Regions from separate parts of the Homo sapiens genome. Here region 1 is linked to region 2. The links are chromatin loops, found by intact Hi-C in ENCODE. Cell type or tissue: HCT116. All regions are shown on one strand.

Evidence for each region. A loop is a pair of places that touch in the nucleus more often than their neighbours do. Peaks named below come from ENCODE experiments on the same cell type or tissue, not always from the same donor. Only the 100,000 strongest peaks of a DNase experiment are listed, where the experiment ranks them.
Region 1: a loop joins it to region 2, with 2.0 times the contacts of the local background. A loop is called at or near these places in 4 of 110 quality-filtered maps.

Annotation. Positions count from the first base shown.
Region 1 is chr3:47,040,141-47,048,140 of GRCh38, reverse strand. It overlaps SETD2 (SET domain containing 2, histone lysine methyltransferase), which reads left to right. Exons shown (of 21, transcript NM_014159.7): 16 at 1,520-1,654; 17 at 5,441-5,580. Among named protein-coding and RNA genes, the nearest start is that of NBEAL2, 64 kb to the right of the region's middle. RefSeq lists a silencer at 6,593-6,802. In HCT116, no CTCF peak of the experiment used is centred here; no DNase peak of the experiment used is centred here.
Region 2 is chr3:47,320,168-47,328,167 of GRCh38, reverse strand. KLHL18 (kelch like family member 18) reads right to left here. Exons shown (of 10, transcript NM_025010.5): 3 at 5,460-5,600. Among named protein-coding and RNA genes, the nearest start is that of KLHL18, 41 kb to the right of the region's middle. RefSeq lists a silencer at 4,155-4,449. In HCT116, a CTCF peak has its summit at 3,709 (motif pointing right); DNase peaks (open chromatin) are centred at 3,727 and 4,307; H3K27ac peaks cover 1,174 bases.

The DNA of each region.
Region 1 (8,000 bases), 280 kb after region 2:
TCGGGTTGCAGGTGTGAGCCACCGTGCCCCGGCCTAAAAAATTTTTATACTGTATTTTTACTGTAACTTTTCCATGTTTAGATACACAGATACTGTTAAGTTATAGTTGCTTACAAGTCTTTATTACAGAAACATGCTGTACAGGTTTGTAGCCTAGGAACAACAGACTATACCATATAGCCTAGGTATCTAATAGATTTGTGAAGTACACTGTATGATGTGTAAGTACCTCATACACTTAGTAGGTTTGTGAAAGTACATTATATGATGTTACCACAACAATGAAATCTCCTAACAATGCATTTCTCAGAATGTACCCCCCTTGTTAAGCAATACATGACTGTACATTTTCCTCTCAGGCTTTGTGATACTATTCTGATGGTAATTCTGCCTTAACAATTAATGTTTTTCAGTCTGGTTTATTATCCAAGTAGATTAAGCTGATCCAGAATACCAAATTAAGTGTTCTTTTCCTTTTTCCTGTGTCCTGTCAGTAATTATTCATTCAGAAACCTGCTAGATAGCTGCATTGCCTATTCAGACTACTTGAGTTTTTACTGGTGTCATTTGGAATTATATTTTGTATTTTGAGTACTTAGCATTTGATGTTTCTGTAATCATTTTACCTGCTAGAATCTCAGTCCATAGGAGCAAAATCTCTCCTTAAGCACAGGATACATGTCTATTCAATTCCTTAACAGTCACCACCTCTTAGGACAGCAAGGCTATTTTTCAGTCTTCTTATCACCTCTTCTTATTTAAGCAGATTTTCTATGCTTGAGAAATAATTACAGAGTAGGTTTAAGCCCTAGCATAGTACTTATTTCTTATGAAACTCCAGGCATGGGCAGTACCTGGTTTTGATGGTGGTCAGCACTAAATGAGATGATGTATGTTAAGGGGCTTCTTGCATCATAGAACACTGTATAAATTGGTGTGTTGTGAGAATTTCAGATGCATTGATTCTGCTTTCTGCCAAGGGGTTTTATCATAGAAGACTACAAAAAGCTAAAACAAAAGGTAGCTTAAAATTTGATCATCTTATTTACTATGATTCACACCCTTTGACCTTTTCTGATCCAAACAACCTGTTTGTTATTACAAGTTGGTAGCAAAAGCCTTCCTGAAAAGAGCAGCGTGGCATTGTTTCTTGGATATCCCAGGAGCAGCACTTCATTGGTTTTTGCTTATAGAAACTGTCCACCTGTTTAATTTTCAATGTCATTCCAATGTCATTGAAAGCTAAACAGTTGGAGAATTTCTATGACCAAAAAAAAAAAAGCTTTTATTTTCTTATGATAAAGTAAAATCAAAGTAAGTAAATGAATAGGGAATTAGTAAAAAAAGAAACTTTGGGGTTTGAAACAAAAAATTGTTTTGCACATTTATGTCCAAATATATAAACAAAAAATTTTAAAATGTTATGGGTATATCTTTAAGATTGTGCCAACTTGGAAGTCAGTCTGTTTATTAAAGTGACAAAAGCTTAAATTATTGATTTCTTCATTTTATCTTTTAGAGTTATGCCCAGCCAAGTCTTCAGTATATCCAGGGGCAACAGATTTTCACAGCTCATCCACAAGGAGTGGTGGTACAGCCAGCCGCAGCAGTGACTACAATAGTTGCACCAGGGCAGCCTCAGCCCTTGCAGCCAGTAAGAAATGTTTCAGTTGTTAAAACTCATTGGCTGTCTACTTTGTCTTTGGAAGGTTTTCTTTTTGGTTTGGATTTGTTTTGGGTTTTATTTTTGGGTTTTTTTTTCACGTGTTCTTTGTTTTATTTTATTTTATTTTATTTTTTTTTTGAGACAGAGTCTCGCTCTGTCACCCAGGCTGGAGTGCAGCGGCACAATCTTGGCTCACTGCAACCTCCACCTCCTGGTTTAAAGCGATTCTCCTGCCTCAGCCACCTGAGTAGCTGGGATTACAGGTGTGTGCCACCACGCCTGGCTAATTTTGTATTTTTAGTAGAGACGGAGTTTCCCCATGTTGACCAGGCTCGTCTTGACCTCATGACCTCAGGTGATCCACCCGCCTCAGCCTCCCAAAGTGCTGGGATTATTTATAGGCATGAGCCACCACGCCCGGCCCGTTTTTAAATTTGTGTAGCCACCAAATTCACCTGAGCCACCCTGAGGGCGTGAACTCAACCATTTTGTAAAAAAAAAATTTTTTTAATTCTGTGGAATTTATAGTTCCGTTAATACATATTTTGCTCCGCACCTGTAGTCCCAGCTACTCAGGAGGCTGAGACAGGAGAATGGCGTGAACCTGGGAGGCGGAGCTTGCAGTGAGCTAAGATCGCGCCACTGCACTCCAGCCCAGGTGACAGAGCAAGACTCCATCTCAAAAAAAAAAAAAATGCTCCTAGGATCCTTTTTATTTGTTGTTTACCCTGACCTTGTATTTTTATATTTTACTATGAATTTTTGAAGTAATAATTTTTTTTTTTTTTTAACTCTGTCACCTAGGCTGGAGTGCAGTGACACGATCTTGGCTCACTGCAACCTCCACTTCCTGGGTTCGAGTGATTCTCCTGTCTCAGCCTCCTGAGTAGCTGGGACTACAGGTGTGCATCACTGCACCCAGCTAATTTTTGTATTTTTTTTTTTTTTTTTTTTTAAGAGATGGAGTCTTGCTCTGTCGCCCAGGCTGGAGTGCAGTGGCATGATCTCGGCTCACTGCAAGCTCCGCCTCCTGGGTTCTCACCATTCTCCGGCCTCAGCCTCCTGAGTAGCTGGGACTACAGGCGCCCGCCACCACGCCTGGCTAATTTTTGTATTTTTAGTAGAGACGGGGTTTCGCTGTGTTAGCCACGATGGTCTCAATCTCCTGACCTCGTGATCTACCCGCCTTGGCCTCCCAAAGTTCTGGGATTACAGGGATGAGCCACTGTGCCCAACCTTAATTTTTGTATTTTTAGATACGGGGTTTCACCATGTTGGCCAGGCTGGTCTTGAACTCCTGACCTCATGATCCGCCCGCTTCAGCCTCCCAAAGTGTTGGGATTACAGGCGTGAGCCACCACACCTGGCCGAAGTAACAATTTCCTAGACCAGCTATCTATCAGTATTTACCGCGTACAGGTTGAGTATCCCTTATCTGAGCTTCACGGGACCAGAAGTATTTCACATTTCAGAATTTTATGGATTCTGGAATATCTGCACTATAATTACCACTTGAGCATCTCTAATTTGAAAATGTATAGCTTGAAATATTCCAATAAGCATTTCCTTTGAACATGGCCTTTGAGTGTCATGTCAGCACTCAAAATGTTTTGTATTTTTGTATTAGGGCTGCTTAACCTGTACTAGAATATGATACTGTACTAGTCACCATGGACTAGGCATGTAGAATTGTGTGATATACTTCACTATACATGTTGTACAATGTTTAAAAAAAGTTTTTTATATGATGTTTAATATTAAGATAAGCTTTTGGTATTCTGCAACATATGTAGGAGGATATGGTGAAATCTCAAAGTGTTGTTGTTTTTGGATAAAGTGGAAAATAAGAGGTTGGCATGGGAAACAACTGAAAAAACTAAACAGAATAGCATGGTCAAATCAGCACTTTAGAACACCTACAGTTCTGGAGAAAGCTCTTGCAGCAATCCAGCAATTGATGATGACTTTAGACAGGACAGTTAGTGAAGATGGACTAAAAATACTATATGTGAAATAACAGGATAATAAGATAATGTGTACTTAGAGCAGATGTTTGAGTGCTTGTTACGAGTTGAGCCCTTCTAGGCCTTTTTTTTTTTTTTTTTTTTTTTTTTTTTTTTTTTTTTTTTTGAGATGAAGTCTTGCTTTGTTGCCCAGCCTGGAGTACAGTGGTTTGATCTCGCGGCTCACTGCAACCTCCGCCTCCCAGGTTCAAGCAGTTCTCCTGCCTCAGCCTCCTGAGTAGCTGGGATTACAAGTGCACACCACCACACCTGGCTAATACTTTTGTATTTTTAGTAGAGACAGGGTTTCACTATGTTGGCCAGGCTGGTCTCAAACTCCTGACCTCGTGATCCACCTGCCTCGGCCTTCCAAAGTGCTGGGATTACAGGCATGAGCCACTGTGCTTGGCCGACTAGGCATTTTTAATACAAACATAAATAAGTTTCCATTTGTATTCTTAAAAGCTGATCTTTCAAATAAGAGAGATGATGATCACAAGAGAAAGATGGTGACTACACTAAAAATAAAGTTTTGTGTTGGGAATAAGTACTGAATGGTTTGGAATATATATTTTTTCTTTTTTGCCTTAAACTATTAAGAGATAAATGGTTTGGAATATTAAGGGACACAGAAGCTTGGGGAAAAGAGGTCACTTTATAAGCTAAAGGATAGGGTAATGGAGGAATTGAAACTTAAGCTGGGCCAGAAAACCCCAGCTGGGTGAAATAAGAGATAAAAAAGAGTATACACAAAGCAAGAATGCTCAAAGACCCGTGTTTGCTTAAAAGTGAACACATTTTATCTGAGCCTGGGGTCTTCAGGTTCCTCTTTAACTGTGCAAGCAAAGGTAAAGGTAAAAAATGTATTCTTCATTAATAGGCTTGAAAGAAGGAACAAGTATATATCCTTGTGGTGATTACTAGTCTGCTAGGGCTGCGGTAACAAAATACCACAGACTGAGTGGATTAAATAACAGAAATTTTCTCACAGTTCTTGAGGCTGGAAGTCCAAGATCAAGGTGTCAGCAGTGTTGGTTTCTCCTGAGGCCTCTCTCCTTGGCTTGCAAATGGCTGCCTTCTTGCTGTATATACCTTTTCTCTGTGAGTGTCCTCTGGTGTCAGTTCTCTTTTAATAAGGACACCATCCTATTAGATAAAAAGTCCTCACTCTTTTGACTTCATTAATCTTAATTAGCTCTTTACAGGCCCTGTGTCCCAGTAACAGTCACAGCAGGATTAGAGCTTCAACATACATGTTTTGGGGAAACAAAAATCAGTCCATAAGTGATTATGAGGTTTTTATGTTTTTCAGAATGTGGCACTAATATTTTATAGTTTTGAGGTTTCAAGTACGGAAAAAATATAATGGATAATGTTAACATTCTGTCATATTTGCTTCTCAGGGGGTTTTTTGGTTTTTCTTTTTTTTTTTTTTTAAAGATAAAGATATTTCTGTATCCCATTTAGTTAATTGGTATCCTGCAGTTGATATGCCTTAGAATTGGTGTTTTAAAGTTGAAAAATGCTGCTCTATATGATAAACTATATGGTATCTTGGATGGTAAACTTAGAGCCAACTGTCAATTTTCTGATAGCTCTGTAAACCTCTTTATATATACTGTCCCTTATTTCCCAGACTGTACCTTTCCTTTATCCTTTTTTTAAGAGGAGGTAGATGTACATTTTTACATATTTAAGTGGGCTATTTTGTCCTATTCAGCCAGATTAAGAGAGAGATCACTGATCAAAAATGTGTGTGTTTTCTTTGTAGTCTGAAATGGTTGTGACAAATAATCTCTTGGATCTGCCGCCCCCCTCTCCTCCCAAACCAAAAACCATTGTCTTACCTCCCAACTGGAAGACAGCTCGAGATCCAGAAGGGAAGATTTATTACTACCATGTGATCACAAGGTAAGAGGAGCTGTATGGGCGTTCCCATGTCTGCTTTTACTTAATCAAAGAAGTTGCCACTATAAGGGGAGTTTTACAGTTGTAAACTTCTTGTCATTAGCTTTTCACTGTGCTTGAAGGCTGCTGGATTTCCAGAATCACATCTTAAGTGTATTTTAGACGTTAGACTTTGGTTCTTTTTGTATTTGTTTTGGTGTATTTTTATTTTATTTATTTTGTCACCCAGGCTGGAGTACAGTGGTGTGATCTCAACTCACTGCAACCTTCTGCTCCCATGTTCAAGTGATTCTCGTGCCTCAGCCTCCCCAGTAGCTGGGATTACAGGCATGTACCACAATGCCTGGCTAATTTTTGTGTTTTTAGTGGAGACGGGGTTTCACCATGTATGTTGGTCAGGCTGGTCTCGAACTCCTGACCTCAGGTGATCTGCCCTGCCCGCCTTGGCCTCCCAAAGTGCTGGGATTGAGCCCCTGCACCTGGCAGTTTTGGTGTATTTCTAATCTGCAAGACTCTTGGAGAAAGCTGAGGAGATTTTTTAAATGCTCCTTCATCTAATATTGTATAAGTATCAGGGGTCATAGACAGATCTTTTCTGTAAAAGGCCAGAAAATAAACATTTTAGGTTTTGCCAGCCAAGCAGTCTATATCATAGCTACTCAACTCTGCTGTTCAATTTTTTTTACGGACAGCGCTTTTCTATTTCCAAATTAAATAGCTAGATTGTTTATCCTTGACACACATTATTTATGCTTACTGTAGAAAGCAAATATAGTAGAAAAGTACTAAAAAAGGAAGTATAATTCCTGGAACTGCCACTACTCAGAGATAACTCATTTAATGTTTTTAAAAAATACCGTTTAGACAGATAGCTTTATGTGGGTATATGTACTTTGTGTGTGTGTGTCTCTGTGTGTGTGTGTGTGTATATATACACCCATCTATATAATCTTACGTAAATTGTTAAGATAGATGTTTTTGTAGTCTGCTTTATTTACTAATCTATTTCATAGAGCTTTATCAATTAACATAGAACTATGGAATTTTTTCTTTAAAATTTTTTTTTTCTTTTTTTTGTAGAGACAGAGTCTTTCTTTGTTGCCCAGACTGATCTGCACGAACTCCTGGCTTCAAGCGATCCTCCCACCTAAGCCTCCCAAAATGCTGGGATGACAGGCGTGAGGCACCACACCCAGCTACAACTGTTAGTTTTAGTAATTGTTTATACTTTGCTGCAGGGCTGGCAAACTATGCCCACAGGCCACTTGTTTTGGCAAATAAAGTTTTATTGGAGCACAACCATGCACATTTGCTTACAAATTGTCTATGGTTGCTTTCACACTACAATGACAGAGTAGTTGTGATAGAAACCATTTGGCCCACAGGTCAAAATATTTATCATCTAATCATTTACAGAGAAAGTTTGCCAACCCCTGCTCTATTGTATAGCTATATCAAATTGTATTTAACTCACTCTCATTGATAGGTCTTCACTATTTTATATCTAACTATAACCTTGGGCATCCTTAGGGACACTAATCTTACTACTTCTTCGAGAGGGTACTTAGAAGTGGAATTGTTGGGCAAAACAGGTACACATTTTAAATTGAGAAATATTGTCAGCTTACCATTAAACAATAGTTTGTATCAATTTGGACTCTCACAAAAAGAAGTATGTATAAGTTCCTTTTAGCCATGTACAGCAGCTCATGCCTATAATCCTAATGCTTTGGGAGGCTGGGGCAGGAGGATCGCTTGAGGCCAGGAGTTTGAGACCAGCTTGGGCACCATAGTGAAACCCCATCTCTACAAAAAATACAAAATTAGCTTGGCATGGTGGTGTGCACCTGTAGTCACAACTAGTTGGGAGGCTGAGGCGAGAGGATCACTTGAGACAGGAGGTCAGATCTGTAGTGAGCCATGATTGCGCCACTGCATTCCGGCCTGGGTGACAGAGCAAGACCTTGTCTCCAAAAAAAAAAAAAAAAAAAAAATCCTTTTCCCTCATGTCATCTATTTTAACCTTGCAAGTCTAACAGGTGGGAAATATTTTTATTTTCAGTTATTTTACTATTGAGATGGGATGTCTTCATTCGATTGTTGGTCATTTGTATCTTTTGTGAGTTACTTGTGTGGGCCATCTACCCATTTTCTGTCCAGTGTTAGATTTCTTTATCAAGAGTTTTGTTTCTGATATCTTGTGACATAAAGAAGCTTAAAATTTTCATATATTTTCCCTTTCTGCTTAGAAGGGCCTTCCTTACTCGCATTAAAATGCTTCTATAGGCTGGGTGCAGTGGCTCACACCTGTAATCCCAGCACTTTGGGAGGCCAAGATGGGCAGATCACCTGATTTCAGGAGTTCAAGACCAGCCTGGCCAACATGATGAAACCCCGTCTCTACTCCAGATACAAAAATTAGT
Region 2 (8,000 bases):
GTCTCAAACTCCTAGGCTCGAGCAATCCTCCTGCCTTGGCCTCCCAAAGTGCTGGGATTACAGGCATGAGCCACTGTGCCCAGCTTGTTTTTCTTACTACTGTTGCATCTAAGAAAATTCCAAACGAGCCCAGTGCGATTCTAAAATCTTGGTGACAGCAGCAGACCCTGGGGGATTCTTATTTGGCTCCATGACTGATTCTCTGTAGGGATGGTATTGATCAGATTAAAAATTGGCCGGGCATGCTTTTCTTCATTAGAAAGGTTTATGTCTTTTCCCCGACGTTAAGGTTTTAGGCACAGGGTTATATTTATTTAGCAATATTCACTATTGTCCCCTAGCAGTTGACCCATCAAGGACTGAATGAATGGGCAAGGTACCTTGGAGCCTGGCTTTATGACTAGTCAAAATTCTACATAGTTATTTCATTCCAGCCTGAGCTTGCTCTGTCCATTGCTTTGGAAACTGATGTGAATTTAGAAGAGCACAGAAACATAAGCAGAGAGCAAGATGTAGGCAAAGTTCATGGCCACTGAGGAATACAGCGCTGAAGGTCAGAATGTCAGCTCAGTCATCTGTCAAATGCCTTTCTCCTAAAGCACTTATAGTGATTGAATGAGACTTGTTAAAGCACTTTACAAATATAAGGCAGATATAAAGATAAACCTTCCCTGGGCCTCTACAGCATGTGCTTCACTATTTCCTAACACTTTGACATCAACCTGAGAGGAGGATTCAAAATGCCACGGGGCAGAAGCTGGATCAAGTCCAAGGATATGGGAGCCAATGATCAACGTAGCCATTGGCATTCATTTCCAAACTCTCCTTCTCAGGTTAGGATTCTCGTACCTTATTTTTGGGTGTCTTTGATTAGCTTGGCATAATACTGAGCACAAAACACACCTTTTTTTTTCCCTTTTGTTTTTTTTGAGACGGAGTCTCCTGGTGTTGCCGAGGCTAGAGTGCAGCGGCATGATCTCAGCTCACTGCAACCTCTGCCTCCTGGGTTCAAGTGATTCTCCTGGCTCAGCCTCCCAAGTAGCTGGGATTACAGGCGTGCGCCACCACGGCCGGCTCATTTTTGTATTTTTAGTAGAGATGGCATTTCACCATGTTGGCCAGGCTGGTCTCCAACTACTGACCTCAGGCGATCTGCCTGCCTCGGCCTCCAAAAGTGCCAGGATAACAAGCGTGAGCCACCACGCCCGGCCAAAACACACCTTCCTTTTTTTTTTTCTTTTTTTTTGAGATGTAGCTTCGCTCTTGTTGCCCAGGCTGGAGTGCAATGGCACGATCTCGGCTCACCGCAACCTCCACTTCCCAGGTTCAAGCGATTCTCCTGCCTCACCCTCCCGAGTAGCTGGGATTACAGGTGCCTGCAACCATAGCCAGCTAAGTTTTTTGTATTTTTAGTAGAGATGGGGTTTCACTATGTTGGCCAGGCTGGTCTCGAACTCCCGACCTCAGGTGATCCACCCTGCCTCGGCCTCCCAGAGTGTTGGGATTACAGGCGTGAGTCAACGTACCCAGCCAAAACACACCTTCTTAACTGAACTGGGCTTTTACATCCAAGAGGATGGGGGACGTGGGGAGCCTGTTTGTGAGGCAATTAGTGGGGGAAAAGGAAGGAGAGCGGCCACACAGGAAAGGGGCCCATGCAAGAGGAGGAGGGAGATATGAGGGAAAATAAACCTACAGCTACAGGGTTGATGGAGACCCACGTCTTTCATTAGCCACATCACAACCTTCTTCCTTGCTGACACAGCTTGACTTTGGAAGCAAGAAGACAGCATAAGACATAATGCTTTATCAGAGGCAGGAAGCGGTGACTTGAATTAAACAGGTTACTGACGTGGTTCATTGACGCATTTGGTGTACCAATCTACCTCTGAGAGAATTTCAGAAAATACACAGCTCCAAGGCTGGGTGTGGTGACTCACACCTGTAATCTCAGCACTTTGGGAGGCCGAGGTGGGCAGATCACTTGAGGTCAGGAGATCAAGACCAGCCTGGCCAACATGGTGAAACCCCATCTCTACTAAAAATACAAAAATTAGCTGGGTGTGGTGGCACACGCCTGTAGCCCCAGCTGCTCCGGAGGCTGAGGCAGGAGAATCGCTTGAACCTGGGAGGTGGTGGTTGCAGTGAGCTGAGATCATGCCACTGCATTCCTGCCTGGGCGACAGAGCAAGACTCTGTCTCAAAAATAAATAAATAAATAAAAATACAAAAATTAGCCGGGCATGGTGGCAGGCACCTGTAATCCTGCTACTCCGGAGGCTGAGGCAGGAGAATGCTTGAGCTCGGGAGGCAGAGGTGGCAGTGAGCCGAGATCACGAAACTGCACTCCAGCCTGGGTGACAGAGTGAGACTCCATCTCAAAAAAAAAAAAAAGCAAGAAAATACACAGCTCCAGTGCTTGCCTAAAAGCAAGGAGGCCCATACATTTGAAGGCCGGAAATAGGGCCACCAGAAAAAGTCAACCCCAGCCTCAGGGGGAAAAAAAGCAGCGGGCTGAAGATGTAATAGACTGAGCAGCCTCAGGAACTGTGGCTTTAAGAACTCTGATGGCATTGTGGCTTCTCTGTGCTGTCACATATCTTTTCCACTGGTGCTCAGAATGGTTTTCCTCAAGTCGCTGGCAATCAAATCTTGAAAATGATGCACCCTCGGCTGGGCGTGGTGGCTCACGCCTGTAATCCCAGCACTTTGGGAGGCTGAGGCGGGCGGATCACAAGGTCAGGAGATCGAGACCATCCTGGCTAACATGGTGAAACCCCGTCTCTACTAAAAGTACAAAAAATTAGCCAGGCGTGGTGGCAGGCGCCTGTAGTCCCAGCTACTTGGGAGGCTGAGGCGAGAGAATGGCGTGAACACAGGAGGCGGAGCTTGCAGTGAGCCAAGATCGCGCCACTGCACTCCAGCCTGGGCAACAAGAGTGACACTCTGTCTCACAGAGCAAGGCTCCGCCTTAAAAAAAAAAAGAAAAAAAAGAAAATGATGCACCTTCAAGGGCACATACGAAGTGGGGAGCTGGGAGACACCATCACATTCTGTAGCGAGGCTCAGGGAGAATCATTCCAAGGAACAGAGACAATAATAGGAACTACTGGTGAGAAAACAGAAAGCAGGCCATGGCTCTGGAGTCTGTGGCAGGAAACAGGAGAGGTATAGGTTTAGGTCTCAGAAAGGGTCCTGAAGGGCTGAATGAAAAAATGTCAAAGATAGGCTCAAAACATCAGGTTTATGCGTAAGTACTTATTCCTAAAATGCTACTGGTGCATGCAAACCTGCACTGGCCTAAAAATGACTTTTCTTTTTTCTTTTTAGTTTTTAGAGACAGAGTCTTGCTCAGTTGCCCAAGCTGGAGTAAGGTGATTGTAACTCACTGCAGCCTTGGGCTCCTGGTTCAAGCAGTTCTCCCACCTTAGCCTCTCCAGTAGCTGGGACTATAGATGTGAGCCACTGCACTTGACTAATTAAAAAAATTTTTTTTTTGTAGAGACAGGGTCTTGCTCTGCCATACAGGCTGGTCTGGAAATCCTAACCTCAAGCAATCCTCCTGCCTTGGCCTCCCAAAATGCTGGGATTACAGCATGAACCACCTCATCTGGCCTAAAAATCACTTTTCTAAGCAACTTTTAGATAACAGTACTTTACAACATAGCCTGGATCCAGTGTTGACAGTGACAATCTCAAAAGCCCCCTAGGTGGAGCTGTTGTCCATTGGTGAAGATTCGAGGCTCGTCAACAATCCTTTCCAGGATTAATCCTACTTAGCCACAGAGTCATTTCAGCAGTGGTAAAGCCCAAGGCCTCCAAGCCTGGGGCTCTACCTTACAGAAAAAAAAAAAAAAAAAAAAAAAAAAGAAAGAAAGAAAAAGAAAAAAGGAAGTCATTTTCCAAGTTCTGTGGGAAAAAGAGGTGAACTAAGTCCAGTCTGTGTCTTAAAAAGCTCACAAACGAGCAGGAAAGATAGTGTGTGCTCCTCACATCTCCATATGCACCCTCTGGCCTGCCCCAGAAGGCATCCCACAGCAGGGACAAGGTTGGTTCCGCAGCTTTACTCTTACTACAAGGTCTTTATAAAACTGCGAACAGCACCACTTACCTCAGGATGAAACCCTTTACCCAGTGTTCAGCAGATGAGCTCCCCACTAAATCTTAGGCATCATTACCACGGTTATTTGATTAGCTGTACACACAGCAGTACTCAGTGTGATGACCATGAGCACCGTGTGGGCAGGATATGAACAGACAGCGGGTGTGGTCCATAAGCTGCTAACTGAACTGGATAGGTGGAGTGAGAATAGGGGAGGGGAGGTCAGCTCCATGAGGGGATGAGGTTCGGAGGGCAGATCTGAGTCAGGAGGAATGCTGACAGACCAGATACCTAGTGATCAGAGTAGGCTCAGGTGAAGGCTGGGTGTGTGAAGCACCATAGACACAGGGGTGCTGTTTGGGGTCCTCCTGCCTGTCTGTGGCCCAGCACTAACCCACATCCCCAAGCCTCTGCTGGTTAAAAGGCCTTTACCTTATGACTAAGAGCTCTGGCTCTTGAGGGGGAGGGAGAGCCTTCTTAACTGCTCAGGCAGAAGGTCACAGGAGACCCACGAGGCCTACTGCCAAGCACTGGAAATAGGTGGGGGTATAATCCATGGTCCCAACCATAAAAGTGCATACAATGATAGTTCCCAATGGACTAAGGAGGATAGAGAATTCCAGTAAGTGAAATTTGGGTAGGCTCTTAAATAACTGAAGTATGAAAAGGAAGGTCAAGAAATTCAAAGAGGGCTGGGAGCAGTGGCTTATGCCTGTAATCCAAGCACTTTGGGAGACCAAGGTGGGCAGAGTTTGAGACCAGCCTGGGCAACATGGCAAAACCACATCTCTACCAAAAAAATTACAAAAATTAGCCAGGTGTGGTGGCACGTGCCTGTAGTTCCAGCTACTCGGGAGGCTGAGGTGGGAGGATTGCTGGAACATGGGAGGCAGAGGTTGCAGTGAGGCGAGATCATACCACTGCACTCCAGCCTGGGTGACAGAGCAAGATCCTGTCTTGAAAAAAAAAAAGAAAAGAAAAGAAATTCAGAGAGCAAAGTACCTAAACAAAGATGGAGATGGCTATGGAACAGTAGAGGAGCACTGCACAAATCAGTTTGGTGAGAAATCAGCTAAATTAGTGGCTGGTGAGATCGGAGGGGGAGGAACAGAAGATGTACATGTCAAGCCAAGGGAAAGGGCAGGCTGGACTATGTAAATCATGTTCTGAAAAAATTCATCTCAAAGAAGTGGGCACTGCTACAAACTGATTTCAAGAAATGTAAGTGCTGCAGAATAACCTTTCCAGCTCACTCCCTTCATAAACCTATATATGGTCCCAAGAACTCAGCAAACTGGCAGAAGATTCCAGAAATGAAATAGTCATGTTCTCCACCAGGCCCACCACATCACCTCACCGTTCTCGAAGGAATGTGCAGCAGGCGTCTTTGATGCTCTGCAGCTGCAGGAAGCTCGCCCCCATCAGCAATGACTGGACATTTTGCTGGTCAATGGCAAGGTTGCCGTTGTAGGCAAAGTTGATCAGAGCCTCCAGGGCACTAGAGGAAAGAGGGAAAGCTGTGAGGTGCTTTCAGAGACGAGTCTTGGCCCACGGGAGACTCAGGCCCTAACTGAACTGACATTACTTAGCCCAGGCCCTTTGAGAATCTATCTAATGGAGTAACTACTTCACCACAGCCTAAAACTCATTCTACCAAGTTGTCTTCATTGCCCTACAGAAAATTCTAAAAAAGAGAACACAATCACCTACAATTTCACTACTGAAAAAGTCAACAGCGGTCATTTTTCTACATTCATTTTTAGTCCTTGATCGCCAACATGCATGAATTATATGGATATAATCATAAAATACTTATCAAGCCTTTCCCATGTTGGTACACTGTCTTCATGTTTATTGTTTTTAGTGGCTGCTATATAATATTTCAACATGCAAATATGCTATCATTTATTTCCTTTATTGGTAAGCATAATAGCCATTACCATCTTATTGCTGTTAGAACGTTTTTGAATTATTTCTTTGGGGTAAATTTCTAGAATGAGATTTCTGACATTTTTTCTGCTTTCAATTCACACTGAAAATGAAATCCAAATTCCAGCTATAAGGCTGTATGTGCTCTGGTCCCTCTCCATCTATCTATCCTCCTCACCTCCACTTTCTCCCTTTCTTACTTGATTCCAACATTCTGGACATATTCTTACCTCAGGGCCTTTGCAATGACTGCTCCCTGTTTGGAGGGCTCTTCCCCCAGATGGCTCATTCCCTCACTTCAATTAAGATGTCTCAGCTCAAATGCCACCCCATGACAGGTGCCTTCCCTGATCACCTGAAAATAGCACAGACTCCACCATCCTTCACTAGCCTTTACTCTGCTTTACTTTTCTCATATCACTTTCACTCTTAGCCATACCATGCATGTATTTGGTGACTGCCAAATCACTACTAGAAAGCTGGCAGAAGCCGGGCGCAGTGGCTCACGCCTGTAATCCCAGCACTTTAAGAGGCCGAGGCGGGCGGATCACCTGAGGTCAGGAGCTCGAGACCAGCCTAACCAACATGGCAAAACCCTGTGTCTACTAAAAATACAAAAATTAGCCGGGCGTGGTGGCATGAGCCTGTAGTCCCAGCTACTTGAGAGGCTGAGGGAGAAGAATCGCTTGAATCCAAGAGGCGGAGGTTGTTGCAGTGAACAGAGATCATGTCATTGCATTCTAGCCTGGGCGACAGAGTGAGATTCCATCTCAAAAAAAAAAAAACAAAACAAAACAAAACAAAAAAAAAAAACGGCAGGTGCCTGTAATCCTAGCTACTCATGGGAGGCTGAGGCAGTAGAACTGCTTGAACCTGGGAGGTGGAGGTTGCAGTGAGCCCAGATCACACCACTGCACTCCAGCCTGGGTGCCAAGAGTGAGACTCCATTGCCTCCCCCTCCACTCCCCCCAAAAAAAAGGTTGGCAGAATGAGAAGAGGTGCTGTTTTCTCACTGCTATACCTCAGATATTTGATAGAGCTGTGCTCATCATGGATGTTCAGGCAATCTCTGTTAAATGAAGCCCCTGGACTATTCATGGGACGAGCATGCCTCCTTCAGACACACACCTCAGAGAATAGGAGGGCACAACTGCCCTTGGACACCTTACTTCTACGTCTTTCCTCATAAGTAACTGGCCTAAGATTTCTTTCTTTCTTTTTCAAGAGTCAAGGTCTCACTCTGTTGCCCAGGCTGGAGTGTAGTGGTGTGATCACAGCTCGCGGCAGCCTTGACTTCCTCGGCTCACCTCCTACCTCAGCTTTCTAAGTAGCTGAGACTACAGGTGTGCACCACCATGCCCAGCTAATTAAAAACAATTTTTTTTTATAAAGATGTGGTTTATGTTGTCCAGGCTGGTCTTGAACTCCTAGCCTCAAGCAATCCTCCCGCCTTGACCTCCCAAATTGTTTGGATTTCAGGTGTGAGCCACCTTGCCTGGCCTGACCTGAGATTTCTACCTTGCCATGGGTATATAAATCCTCTTCCGGTATTGGGGCACTTTGATCATCTAGAGGGTAACACACAGTCTCCTAGCTCTTTTCCCCCTAGTTGTCACCACTGTCAGATTAAGAGGTTGGGCAATAACTGACTACCAGCTAAGGGGATAACCTTGGGCTTGATCTCCTTGAGCTTCAATTTTCTGAACCATGAAATAACCATAAGATCTGCCACCTTCTAAACCTGTGTTGTCTAATATAGTAGCCATTAGCCACATGTGACTATTTAACTTTAAAATTAAATTGATTAAAATTAAACAAAATTTAAAATTCAGTTCTTCAGTCCCACTAGTCGTATTTCGAGTGCTCAATAGCCATCTGTGTCTAGTGGCTACCATTTTGGGCAATACAAATAGAAAGAACATTTGCATCACTGCAGAAACCTCCAGTGGACAACACTGTTCTAGACTGA